Regions from separate parts of the Homo sapiens genome. Here region 1 is linked to region 2. The links are chromatin contacts, found by Hi-C or POLR2A ChIA-PET in ENCODE. All regions are on one chromosome and are shown on one strand. Each heading gives the region's core, a stretch centred on a gene start or an enhancer-like site at or near the end of the contact. The rest is flanking DNA. Distances are from core to core; before and after follow the strand shown. Region 1 overlaps AOAH (acyloxyacyl hydrolase). Region 2 holds the start of ANLN (anillin, actin binding protein).

Region 1 (6,569 bases), core at 255-2,754, 280 kb before region 2:
TTCAATAAGTGTTTGTTGAATTAATAAATTTTTTTAAAAAAAGTATGATTACAGATGAGCCATGACTAGATTGCTGTGAAGAAAGCCTTTTAAAAGTATGAAAACAGTAAAAAAAAGAAACCCTTTTCGTCTATTTGATGAATCTATTTATACACCTAGTAGGAGCCTAGATCAGGGAACCAGATCAGCAAGCTGAAAAGTCCCAGAACTCAAAGGGGGCAATACATGCAAATGTCCAAAAGGGGGTGCCAGAGAGCAGCTCCCAACAGCAGTGTGCTGGGAGTTACCGAGAAGTGGCCTGGGTAATTCAGACACAACTTGCTCTTCTGTACCTGGCTATAGAGTGGTGAGTGTGAGAACCAGTGAAGCACAAGGATCAGAGAAAGGACAGACACAATACTCATCACTGCAGATGCAAACTGTACAGCATGTGAACTGTACAAGAGACAAGCGGGCATAGGTATGGAGAAAGAATGGGACCAGCGGGCCGGGCGCGGTGGCTCACGCCTGTAATCTCAGCACTTTGGGAGGCCAAGGCGGGCGGATCACGAGGTCAGGAGATCGAGAGCATCCTGGCCAACATGGTGAAACCCTGTCTCTACTAAAATACAAAAAAAATTAGCCGGGTGTGGTGGCGCGCGCCTGTAGTCCCAGCTACTCGGGAGCTTGAGGCAGGGGAATCGCTTGAGCCCTGGAGACCGAGGTTGCAGTGAGCTGAGATGACGCCACTGCACTCCAGCCCGAATCACATTTTTCTTTCTAATAAAGAGACTAATTCTCGCTAGCATGAGGTGGGCCACTTTTGAAGAACCACAGATGTAATAAATGAATAAATAACAGATGTCTGATCCCACCTTCGTGGTTCTGTCCACCATGTGTTTTGTTTGTCCATAATTTCCTATGTGTATTAGTTGTGAGCTGATAGAAATGTTTCCTCATTGGGCATGTTCTTCATACAGCTTGTTTTAAGCCATCAGACACAGCTCGAGATTGATGGAGAGCCTGAAAATGACAACCTCATGATTTAGTTTTACTTGAATATCAGTCTTCCAATATTAAATGTATTTTCTAACCCAAAGGGCATCCTTCCTTATTATTTCACACCACTCAGTTCTCAATAATTCATGGACTAATTGTGCAGCAATTACATTTCCTTCCTACAGGCAGAGCCACAAGATGTTAAAAAAAAAAAACAAAAAAAGGATACCTGAGAACTCAGGGGTTCCCCTAAGAACCTGAGTCATGCAGGGAGGAGCTACTTCAGGGGGCAGCTCAATCCCAGCCAGTGACACAGCTGGGTCCCCTCTGTGTGTCTCAGACCGCCATTGCTCTCTCCATTCCTGTAGCAAGCCTGACTCTGGTCTCTGTCTGGCTGTGTTGCTTTCTGGTATCTATTTATGCTTCTCTCTAAATCACAAATTCTTATGTCCTAAGCCCAGGAGCTCTCTGAGATCAGGACAGGCATAAACTACTAACAGTTTTAAGAAAAAAATGCAAAACAGAATTGATAACAATTATGGTATACCTTAGATGTAATTAATGGCTTTGGGAGAGGCATTAAAAATACAGGGCAGAGCCACTGCACTCTGTGACTCATGCCTGTAATCCCAGCACTTTGGGAGGCTGAGGCGGGTGGATCACTTGAGGTCAGGAGTTTGAGATCAACCTAACCAACATGGTGAAACCCCATCTTTACTAAAACTATAAAAATTAGCCAGGCATGGTGGTGAGTGCCTGTAATCTCAGCTACTCAGGAGGCTGAGGCAGAAGAATCACTTGAACCCAGGAGGTGGAGGTTGCAATGAGCCAAAATCATGCCACTGCACTCCAGCCTGGGCAACAGAGAAAGACTCCATTTAAATTAAAAAAAAAAAAAAAAAAAGGTGGGGGGGGAATATAATTCTGTTATTCCCAAGATAATTACAAGATTTATAGAAATAATTAAATTCTAGTACACTATAAAGGATGTGACCTAGAAACAAGATAAAAGTATTAAGTTATATGAAGAAGATCTTCCAGTTCTGCTGGGGGATCTCTGTGACTACAATTTGTATATAAAACCTCCTTTGAAAGTAATGTCACAGGTCTAAATATGAGCACTTTCAAGTGAAAAAGGCTCTATTCCCCTAACCCTGCCACAGGCTCTGTTACTCTGCCATGTGGTCATCCTTGCTCCTCTTTAGATTTATGATGATAACGATGGTCATCATCATCGACTGTAATTCTACCATGATTCTAATTCAAGCAATCAATTAGCTGGCTATGCCAAAGTGTTGAAGCCCTGCCCTTCCTGCATGCTGCACTCTGTACACTTCTATAGCTGTAAAGGTAGTAAAAGGAAGTAAATGAAAATGTGATAGGTTCAACATTATGAAGTTTGAAAGTCACCACTCTGTTCTAACAGCAGGTTAAAAAGCTGAACAAACTGAAAAACCAACAATACTTCATAGATCTTTAAGAGAAGTAAGATCAGGGCTGGGTGTGATGGCTCACGCCTGTAATCCCAACACTTTGGGAGGCCAAGGCAGGTGGATCACTTGAGTCCAGGAGTTTAAGACCACTTTGGCCAACATAGTGAAACCCCGTCTCTACTAGAAATACAAAAATTAGCCGGGGGTGGCGGTGCACCTCTCTAATCCCAGCTACTCTAGAACCTGAGGCATTAGAATCACTTGAACCCAGGAGGCGAAGGTTGCAGTGAGCTGAGATAGCGCCATTGCACTACAGCCTGGGTGACAGGGGGAGACTCTGCCTCCAAGAAATCAAACAAACAACAAAAGAAGTAAGATTATTGGGCAAGCAGCTGCCTCCGAAAGTGGGGAGAAACAGGTGGATACAGAGAATCACAACTTTCCAGGGCAAAAATTGCCACAGGAGCCAGCATTAAAGAAAGATAATCTGTACTGTAATAGACAAATTGCTGGAGCTAGACGTAGACAAGACTGTGTTAAAAATTCCAGGGGAACCAAGTCATAGGGGTGTGCCCACCCACTCTTTTGTGAGTTTTACCTCCAAGAGTTCAACTGATTTCTCATAGTAGTTATTAGAGACACACACACACACACAAAAACCTCTCATGTTTCTGATGGTAGGAGTGAGGGAGCAGGGGAGAAATGAAAAAGAGTAGAAAACAAAAATAAAAACAAAGAACAACGGTAACAAATAAAAAACAGTAACAAATATGGTAGGTATTAACTATATCAATAATCATTTTGACTGTCAATGGTTTAAATGCACCAACTAAGAAACAGAAATTGTCAGAGTGGATCAAAAAATTAGACTCAATTATATGCTGTCTAGCAAGAAACTCACTTTAAATATAAAGATAAATATAGATTAAAAGGAGATAGAGAAAGCTATACCATGCTAGCATTAATCAAAAGAAAGAGCAGCCATGTTAATTTGAAACAGAACATACTTCAAAGTGAGGAAAGTTATCAGGGATAAAGGGATAAGAGTTACATAATGATAAAGTGGTCAGTTCTCCAATAAGACAAAAATTCTTAATATGTATGCACCAAAAACAGAGCATCAAAATATGGGAGGCAAAAACTGATGGAACTGCAAGGATAAATAGATGAATCTATTATTGTAGTTGGAGACTTCAACATCCCTCTATCAGAAACGGACAGATCCAGCCAACAGAAAATCAGTAAAGACATATGGTAATCTTCCCTTATCTGTGAGAAATATGTTCCAAGACCACCAGTGGATGCCTGAAACCATGGATAAAAGTTACCAAATCCTATATATACTATGTTTTTTCCTATACACCCATATCTATGACAAAGTTTAATTTATAAATTAGGCACAGTACCCTTGTGCCTTGGGGCTGTTATCAAGTAAAATAAGGGTTACTTGAACATAAGCACTGTGAGATGGTGACAATCAATCCGGTAACTGAGAAGGCTACTGAGTGACTGACAAGTAGATAGTGTATACAGCATGGGTATGCTGAACAAAGGAACAATTCACATCCCAGGTGAGATGGAGTGGGATGGTGCAAGATTTCATCACACTACTGAAAACAGCATGCAATTTAAAATTTATGAGTTGTTTCTTTCTGGAGTTTTTTATTTAATACTTTTGGACTACAGTTGACCACAAATAACTGAAACCATGGAGATTAAAACTTCAGATAAGGGGGGACTACTGTAGTTGAACTCAACAACACTATCAATCAACCAGATATAATTGACATTTAAGGACTGTTTTATCCAACAACAGCAGAATACACATTCTTCTCAAGTTCACATGAAACATTCACCAAGATACATTACATTCTGAGACATAAAACACATTTTAATTTAAAAGAATAGAAATTATATAATGTCTGCTGTCAGATAACATTGGTATTAAACTAGAAATCAGTAAAAGAAAGAGAACTAGAAATCACAAAATACATGGAGATTAAACACTTCTAAATAACATATGAACCTAAGAAGAAATCTCAAAAGAAATTTTAAGGTATTTTGAACTAAATAAAATTGAAAATAAAACTTATCAAAATTCGTGTGATGAAGTGAAAGCAGTGCTTAAACAGAAATTTGTAGCATTGAATGACTATATTAGAAAAACATAAAAACCTAAAATGAGTCATCTAAGCTTCTACCTTAAGAAACTAGAAAATGAAGAGCAAAGTAAATCCAAAGTAAACACAAGATAAATAATAAAAATCTGAGCAGAAAACAAGGAAATTGACCATAGGAAATCAATAGAAATTTAATATAGAAATAGAAAATTAATAGAAAATTAAACCAAAAGCTAGATTTTTTGAAAATATCAGTAAAATTGATAAGCCTCTAGCCAGCCTAACTAAGGAAAAGAGGGATAACACAAACTACTGATATCAGAACTGAAAGAGAAGACATCACTACAAATCCCACAGATATTAAAAAGATAATCAAGAAATATTATGAATAATTCTATGCCCACAAATTTGATAGTCTAGAGGAAATGGGCCAATTCCTTGAAAGACGCAAACTGCCAAAACACACAAGAAGAAATAGACAATCTGAATAGGCCTATATCTATTAAAGAAATTGGATCAATATTTAATAATCTACCAAAACAAAAAACACGAAGCCCTGATAGATTCACTGGTAGATTCTACCAAATATTTGGGAAAGAAGGTATACCAAGTCTCTATAATCTATTTCAGAAGATAGAAGCTAAGAGAATACTTCCTAACTCATTCTATGAGGTCAGCATCATCCTAATACCAAAACCAGACAAAGACATTACAAGAAAAGAAAACTACAGACCAATATCTCTCATGAATATAGATTGGAAAATCCTCGGCAAAATATTAGCAAATCAAATAAAAAATGTTTAAAAAGAATTATACGCTACAACTAGTGAGATTTATCCTAAATATACAAGACTGGTTCAACATTCAAAAATCAAATATTGTAATCCATCGTATCAACAGGCTCAAAAAGAAAAATCTCATGATTATATTAATAGACACAGAAAAAGCATTTAACAAAATCCAATATTCATTTGTGATTTAAAAAAAACTCTCAGTAAACTAGAAATAACTAGAGAGAAACTTTCTCAACTGGATAAAGAATATCTACAAAAAGACTACAATGAACATCATACTTCATGCTGAGAACTAGAAGCTTTCCCACTAGTATGAGGAACAAGGCAAGGATGCTTCTCTCACCACTCTTTTCAACATTGTACTGAAAGTCCTAGCTAATGCAATAAGAGGGAGAGGAAATAAAAAGTCTACTGGTTGAGAAGAAAGAAATAAAACTAACTTTGTTCTCAGGTGACATGATTGTCTATGTGGAAAATCCAAAAGAATCGGCAAAAAAAAAAAAAAATTCTAGAACTAATAAGCAATTATAGCAAGGTTGCAGGACACAAAGTTAATATACAAAGTGAACCACTTTCCTATATATCAACAATGAACAAGTGGAATTTGAAATCAAACACAGGATACCATTTACATTATCACCTCTAGAAATAAAATACTTATGTGTAAATCTAACAAAATATGTGCAAGATCTATATGAGGAAAACTACAACACTTTATTGAAATAAATTAAATAACTAGATAAATGAAAAGGTGTTCCATGTTCATGAATAGAGGGAATCAATACTGTCAAGATGTCACTTCTTCCCAATTGGATCTGTAGTGATATTGTTTGGATGTTTGTCCCCTCCATATCTCATGTTGAAATGTGACTTCTCATGCTGGAGGTAGGGCCTAGTAGGAGGTATTAGATAATGGGGGCAGATTCCTCATGAAGGGTTTAGTGTCATCCCCTTGGTAATGAGCGACTTCGTGCTCTGAGTTCACATGAGATTTGTTTGTTGAAAAGAGTGTGGTACTTTCCCCCTCACTCTCTCACTCCTGCTCTCTTCATTCTTCATGTGATACTTCCCACTCACCCTTTTCCTTCCACCATGATTGAAAGCTTCCTGAGGCCTCACTCAAAGGAGATGCTGGAGCCATGCTTGTACAGCCTGCAGAACAGTGAGCCAAGTAAACCTCTTTTCTTTATAAATTGCCCAGCCTCAAGTATTTTTTTATGGCAATGCAAAACAGCCTAACACAT
Region 2 (7,525 bases), core at 34-2,533:
CCAAGATGATTAAGAATTTGAAACAGAAAAATAGATTATGTCATGCTTGAATATAAGTAAACTCTAATTGCTGAAATCTGTAATTAATATCTCATACATAACTTATAGAATTATAATTACATCTCCCCGAAAGAATTACCACTCTTCACAGCATTTAAGTTTTTGAATCAGTGTAAACAGTTTTAGGTCCACTTTGCAACACTCAAAAACTAACAGTTTGAAATTTGCACAACAGCCTAAAGAAAGAGGAACTGTCCTGGAATAAAAGAGAGTGGACAACTGGCAACAAAACACTCCTGAATGTGACAACGCACATTCTCCACAAAAGCTAAAACTAGAGAAATCGACACAATAACCATGTAACCCATATGCAATCTCAAAGGAACAAAAGATGAAATAAGTACTGTAATGATATGCCCCAGAAACACCGAAAAGTTTATTTCTTTGCTCTAAAATCGTGAGCTGATAGTTTTGCTCGGTACACTTGCATTGTTTCAATTAAAATGGTCAGTCCCGGGTATGAACTTCTTCGTTAGTTAGCTGAACAATGGGATCTCAAGGAACTACTGGCTTTTTATGAACGAATGCAGTGGTTTCTAGCACCTGCTTATTTTAACGTTTTGCTGTCATTTCATTAGCATCTCCCCTGCGGGCTGCGTGAACTCCGCAAATCACACATCCTACTGCCTTTCCCGGCGGCAGCCGCACTGAGTCACCGGCCCCGGACCCCGCCCTGCAGGGCATTCCAGCTGCTTCCAGCAGGACCCGTTCCGCAGGCCTGCGCCTCACTCTTGCTGCGCCAGGACTGCAGAGGGACATGGTAAAAACGGGGGCTGAAAGACCTCTCGCAACAGCCTTTTAGGACAGACTCAAAGCCTTCCTCCCTGAGTTTTATCTGTAGGACCGAAACAACAAAATCTCAGAGGAACCCACCAACCACAGCAGGCCGCAGCCGCGGCGACCCCGGCCCGCACACACTGCGCACGCGCGCACACACGCGCCCTCCGCCCGGTGGGGGTTCGCCCAGAGGTTGACAGAGGAAGGTGGGTGGGGGCCTAGAGCGGTGGGTCATGGCTGGCTGCACCCGCAAACTCACTCACCTCCGTAAACGGATCCATCGCCCCAGGCGTCGGACTACGAGACGATGGAAACGGTGGTTCAAATTCAGGAAGAGAAAAGTGAGTCTCAGCTCAGTGTGTCTCCTGGAAAAAACCAGGAGTCTGAGGCGGGGGAACTCTCCCACAACCAGCTGTCCTCTCCTCTCGGCTTCCAGTGACGGACTCGGCCTCTGCAGCCGTTCAAATTTGAATTTCAGCGCCGAGCCGCGAGCATGCGCGCTGGGCGGAGCCGGGGCGCCCTCTCCCCGCCCCTGCGCTCGGTCACGTGGCCGCGCCGGGCCGGGTGGTTCCCAGGGGCGGCCCCGCCTCCTTCCCGGCCCCCTCCCAGCCCTCGCCGCGGGGTGGAGGCGGGCAGCGGGGCGCTTCCTGCTCTCCAACGGCGTCGGGTTCCTGGCTCCACCCCCAACAACCACACATTCCCCTCAGCTTTAAGGCGATTGCTTCACACCAACCGCGTTTGGGTGTTCCCGCCTTCCTTCATTCCTAAATAAAGTATTAAGGCCGGGAGTAGTGGCGCATGCTTATAATCCCAGCATTTGGGGAGGCTGAGGCTGGAGGATCGCTTGAGCCCAGGAGGTCATGGCTGCAGTGAGCTGCGATCTCACTACTGCACTCCAGCCTGGGCGGCAGAGTGAGACCCTGCCTCAAAAAAGAAAAAAAAAGGATTAAGAGCCCTTGTGTTGGCAGGACATAATCCCAGCACTGTGGGAGGCCGAGGCGGGCAGATCACGAGGTCAGGAGTTCAAGACCAGCCTTGCCAACATGGTGAAACCCCGTCTCTACTAAAAATACAAAAAAATTAGATAGGCATGGTGGCGCGTGCCTCTAATCCCAGCTACTCGGGAGGCTGAGGCAGGAGAATTGCTTGAACTGGGACCCGGGAGGTGGAGGTTGCAGTGAGCAGAGATCACACCACTGCATTCCAGCCTGGGCTACAGAGCCAGACAAAGAGCCCTTGTGTTTCAGGTGCTGCTAGCCCGTTGGCCTTCAGTAGCTTTGTTTCCTAGGTCACACCCAACTCCTAGTCCCCAAAAGGGGGACTGCAGGCCTGGCCCTCAGAAAAGCCAGTTCCGGTGGGTCCCCGACACTCTAAGCCAATGAAATAAAGCTAAAATTAACAGACTGTGTGAAGCGTTCATGCACAATTTTTTATTTTAAATTCCATCCAACTGTGTACAGTGTTAGAGCGGGAGGAATTCTGACAAGCCCTCTATCTAGTTCAATCCTTCCTTTTACTGCCGAGAGAAGGGACACCCGAAAACGTTAAAGAAACTGGTCCAAAGAAATGAAAACCCTGTTCTCAGCTCATGACCCGTTTTCCACACTAGCTAAGGCTGTGTCTCCTGCTTATTCTTTGTAGAGTACTCCAAATTGTAAGATAGGTTACATAATTTCTGTATCAGATTCATTTCTTCTATAACAAGTCTGTGCAGGTAAAGATGACAGTTCTTGATTTGTTCATCTGAAAAGTTAAGAGTGACTGTCCATGAGCTGAACAAAACAGAACTATTCCTCCCAACTGAGTGGTTTCAATATGTTTAATAATATGTCCATCTTAGCAGTCAATCAACATTACAAAAAGAATTTACTAATATTTTTAATTTGAATTTTTGTATGATAAATTGTACGTGACTGAAATCACGGCAAGAGGTAAGGGAAATATTGCTTGGGGTCAGGGCTCCACCCAGTTAGCCAAATCGGTTAACCCATGGGTTTTTTTTTTTTTTAACCTTTGTGGGGAGTCATGGACTCCTTTGGAAATATGTTAAAACTGACCCTCTACCTAGAAAAATGACCATTTAATCATAAACTATTTAACAGGATTTTGTGAAGTTCATGGACACCAGGACAAGAACTTCTGATTTAGCCTGTTTGTATTTTAGTTTACTTATCTGTGTAACAGGAATAATCATCTGCCCTGATTTCCTCAGAGTTGTTAGGAGGGGCAGATGAAAAATGGAGAGACATAATCCAAAAATATTTCATAATAAGTAATAAGACACTGTCCGAGTGTGTAGTATATGGAATTATTAATATTTAACCCAGAATGTGTTACTTATGAACAAAGGAAAAAGATACTTCCATTTTTTTCAAGTGTGACAAGAAAGGTGTGTATGTATTTGGGGCGTGTCTGTGTGTGTATGCGTGTTTTAAACAACGTTGGAAAATGAGTCATTAGAAATTTATGTAGCCGTTGTGCCTTCTGGCTATCACTTCTATGAGCCTTAGTTTCTTTGTATCTACCTCAACTAGATTCTAGTTAAGACTAAAAGAGGTAAAGCACCTAGCATAAGATAGCTACTCACAACATTTAGTGTATCTTCCCTCACCATCCCACTATGTCTTTGGTTTCTACCTTGATAATGATGATGATAGTGATAATGGCAACCATCACAATTAAATAACTCCTAAGACTGAAACACCTACTATGTGCCAGAAACTACGGTAGATATTCAAGTCTACTCTCCTAGGGTATTACAATTGTCTCCTACTATACCTCCTTTCATTCTTAACCCCCGGTAGTTCATTCTTCAGTTTCTAGGCTAGAATGACTTTTATCTTTTTAAAAATTGTGTTATATAACAAATAAAAAAATTTGAAAACAAAAAAATTATGTTATGAAATACAATAAAAATGTGAATAATAAAACATAACCATATACCAGCCACCTAGCTTAAAAAAATACAAAACATCCCACATGTAATTGAAGTCTCCTGTGTGTCCCTTCCTATTCTCATTCATCTTCCCACTCTTCCAGGGTAAAACTATCTTGATTTGATGTTTATCATTCCCATAGAAATATGTATACTTTTATCACATCTACATATATATCCATAACAATATCTAGTGTTTTATATATAAATTTTATTTGCAGAATGTAAGTCTTTCTGCAACTTTTTCTGGCCCAATAATATCTTTATGGGATTTATCCTCACTAATAACTGTAGCTGCATTTCATTCATGTTCACTGCTAAATTTTATTATACAAATATACTTGTAATTTATGTACCCATTATCCTGTTAATGGACATTTAGCTTATTTCCAGTTTTTCATTCCAAAGACCCCATGATGCCATGACTATCCTTTATATGCACATGCAAAACTTTCTCTAGAGCAATATACCTAGGAATATTATTACCAGATATTAAAAATAAACTGCTCTTCAAAATGGTCATAACAAATGATACTCCAGTCAGTAGTATATGCCCCTGGCTGCTGCTCTAGTTCCTCCCCAATATGTGGATACATTTTAAATTTTGCCATTCTTGTTTGAGTGCCTTTCTCTTATCACTAGTGAAGGTGAACATGATTTTTTATTTATTGGACTTTCAATTTTCTTTTTCTGTGATTTTCAACTTTATATCCTTGCCCATTTTTCTGTGCAATTATTTGCCTTTTTCTTATGGATTTATAGGGTTTTTGTTGGTTGTTTACTATTTTCTGGGAAAATAAACTTGGTTGGTTTTTCGGCTTGCCAATTTTTTGGTTTGTGGCTTGTCTTTTTACTTTATGATGTTTCAGATGTACAGAAATGTTTAATATAACTAATGATACACACACACACACACACACACACATACACACATACACATACACATATACCATATATATTTTCCTTTAGGATTTGTGTTTTTTATGCCTTAAGAAATCCTTCCATACCCTGAGATAATAAAGATGTTCTGCTGTACTTTCTTCTAAATATTTTAAAGTATGGCTTTTCATGCTTTTGTCTTTAAACTATCTGGATTGATCTTGTTTTTTGTATGGATAACCAGTTGTCTTAGCAGCAGTTATTAAATTGTCCATCCTTTCTCTCATTGACCTGTAATGCCACTTTTATCATATATCAACTTTTCTTTTTTTTTTTCCCGAGACAGGGTCTCGCTCTTTCGCCAAGGCTGGAGTGCAGTGGCCTGATCTCGGCTGACTACAACCTCTGCCTCCCGGGTTCAAGCGATTCTCCTGCCTCAGCCTCCCAAGTAGCTGGGACAACAGGCATATGCCACCAAATCTGGCTAATTTTTGTGTTTTTAGTAGAGTTGGGGTTTCCCCATGTTGGCCAGGCTAGTCTCGAATTCCTGGCCACAAGTGATCCACCCAACTAGACCTCCCAAAGTGCTGGGATTATAGGCATGAGCCACTGCGCCTACCCAACAGTTCTTTCTTTATCTTATTTTATTTTATTTTATTTTATTTTATTTTATTTTATTTTATTTTATTTTATTTTATTTTATTTTTTGAAATAGGGTCTTGCTCTGTCACCCAGGCTGGAGTGCAGTGGCACGATCACAGCTCACTGCAGCTTCAAATTCCTGGCCTCAAGCAATCTTCCCATCTCAGCCTTCCAAGTATCTGGGACAACAGGTGCATGCCACCACAACCCGCTACTTTTTAAAATTTTTTGTAGAGACAGGATCTCACTTTGTTGCCCAGGCTGGTCTCCAACTCCTGGCCTCAAATGATCCTCCCACCTTGGCCTTCCAAAGTGCTGGAATTACAGGTGTAAGCCACTATGTTCAGCCTCAACTTTTTATGTACACATAGGTCTATGTCGGACTCTATTCTGTTCTACTGGTCTATCTATTCCTCTCCCAATATCACACTATATTAGTTATAAATGTTGATATCTGGTAGGGCAAATTCCAATTCAACTTGGATTATTTTGCCTCATTGTTCTTCCACATGAATTTTAGGGTCAGATTCTCAAGATCCAAAAAGAAAAGAAAAGAAAATCCTCTTCTGATTTTTAATTCAAATTGCACTGAATTTATCACATAATTTGGAGAGAATTCGCATCTTTGTGACAGCAATGCTACCCATTTATGAGCATGGTATATCTTCATTATACCTGCTAAAAATGTCTATAACAAACTTACATAAAGATCTGTAAACTTTTGTTAAATTTATTCCTACGTATCTTTGTTGTTGCTGATCTTTTTAGTTTTAGTAATTTATTTATAGAGAGGGATCTTTTTCAAATGTAAATTTTGCAGTGTCAATTCCTTGTTTGGAGCTGCTCTATGTCTTTCGTTGTAATTAAAATGATATCCAATAATATCCTTATCATACCTACAAGGCCATGCATGATCTGGAATCTACCTGCCTCTCCGAATAACCTAGTATTCTCCTAACATCACAATACTTTCCTTTTTTTTTTTTTCTTTTCACTATGCTCCAGCTTCAGGCCTTTTTTCTGGTCATAAAAAAATGCCAAATTTCTTCCTGCCTCAAGGACTTTCCACTGCCTGGACACTCTTCCTCTAGATTTAGCACGTCTGCTCCTCGTTATTTGGGCCTAAGCTTGCATGTGCTACCTCCTGAAAGAAGACTTCTTTGATCAGGTGGCCACCCCCGTCTTCTCTGCCCACCAATCACTTTCCATTCTATTACTCTGACTTCTTCATCACATTTGCCACTATCTGACATTATTTTAGTTATGTGTTTATGTTTATTAGCTAGGCCTTCCTACTACAGTGTAAGCTGTGGCAGTGCAGGGACTTGTTTATAGCTGTAACCCAGCACCTTCTGGCACATGAGTGCAGTAGATACTTGTTAAATAAATGAATATAAGCATAACTCTTATTCCTATTTTAGAGATGGGAAAACTGAGATGCATAGAGGCTAAGGGATTGGCCTAAATCATCAAAAGTGTCTTCCCTACTTATTTATATAAAACACAAAACTTCCCAAGTTATTTAAATAAAACCCACAACATAATACATTAATTTAAGAATAGAACCAAGAGTCTGAAGTAGAAATAACTAGAGATTAAAGATAGCCCTGGAAAATGAGTATTTGCTCCAAGACCTGTTCTTTTAAACAAAGGAAATAATAATTATGTCTTTTGCAGATAAAATTGCTGATAAAAAGGCTGAAAAACACAAAAATTTGAAAGCAGGGACTGCAACAAAGACCCTCCAAATGCTGTATATTTACAGTTAATTTTTCAAAATACAGTCACACACATTTGTATTTTATATTTTATACTATTTTTATACTTTTTAAAATACTATTTATATTTAATTTTAAAATTTTTAGACTATTTATACTTAATTCACAAAGTAATACAATAACACAAATCTTTTTATTTTTACAGGGAGAGAAAAGGCCAAGACCTAATCATAAGGCAGTGGCAAGAAGAGCTAAACTCAAGTTCTCTACCTCAGGTTATTTGGCTGAAGGGCCACTTCTTTTACACTTTTTAAAATTATTATTATACTTTAAGTTCTGGAGTACATGTGCAGAACGTGCAGGTTTGTTACATAGGCATACACGTGCCATGGTGGTTTGCTGAACCCATCAACCTGTCATCTATATTAGGTATTTCTCCTAATGCTATCCCTCCCCTAACTCTCCACCCCCCTACAGACCCTGGTGTGTGATGTTCCCCTCCCTGTGTCCATGC

Evidence for each region. A loop is a pair of places that touch in the nucleus more often than their neighbours do. ChIA-PET counts read pairs that join two places held with the same protein, here RNA polymerase II (POLR2A). Pooled maps may share reads with other maps.
Region 1: a pooled map shows a loop between it and region 2 (3-fold over the local background). The contact joins the enhancer-like site here to the promoter of ANLN in region 2. A Hi-C loop is called at or near these places in 1 of 168 maps with a recorded cell type or tissue (naive thymus-derived CD4-positive, alpha-beta T cell) and 9 of 50 pooled maps. POLR2A ChIA-PET finds 5 or more read pairs at or near these places in 1 of 52 experiments (activated naive CD4-positive, alpha-beta T cell).

The regions. Positions count from the first base shown.
Region 1 is chr7:36,664,691-36,671,259 of GRCh38, reverse strand. The region is part of intron 3 of AOAH (acyloxyacyl hydrolase); the gene reads left to right. Among named protein-coding and RNA genes, the nearest start is that of AOAH, 57 kb to the left of the region's middle. Within about 2 kb of position 1,504, at least 3 of the 41 ENCODE cell types and tissues checked have a DNase peak (open chromatin) inside an H3K27ac peak, as active enhancers do.
Region 2 is chr7:36,383,620-36,391,144 of GRCh38, reverse strand. It overlaps ANLN (anillin, actin binding protein), which reads right to left and starts at 1,283. Exons shown (of 24, transcript NM_018685.5): 1 at 1,101-1,283. The coding sequence starts at 1,118. It also overlaps a transcript of MATCAP2 not described here. RefSeq lists enhancers at 457-1,047, 1,048-1,638 and a silencer at 1,229-1,638.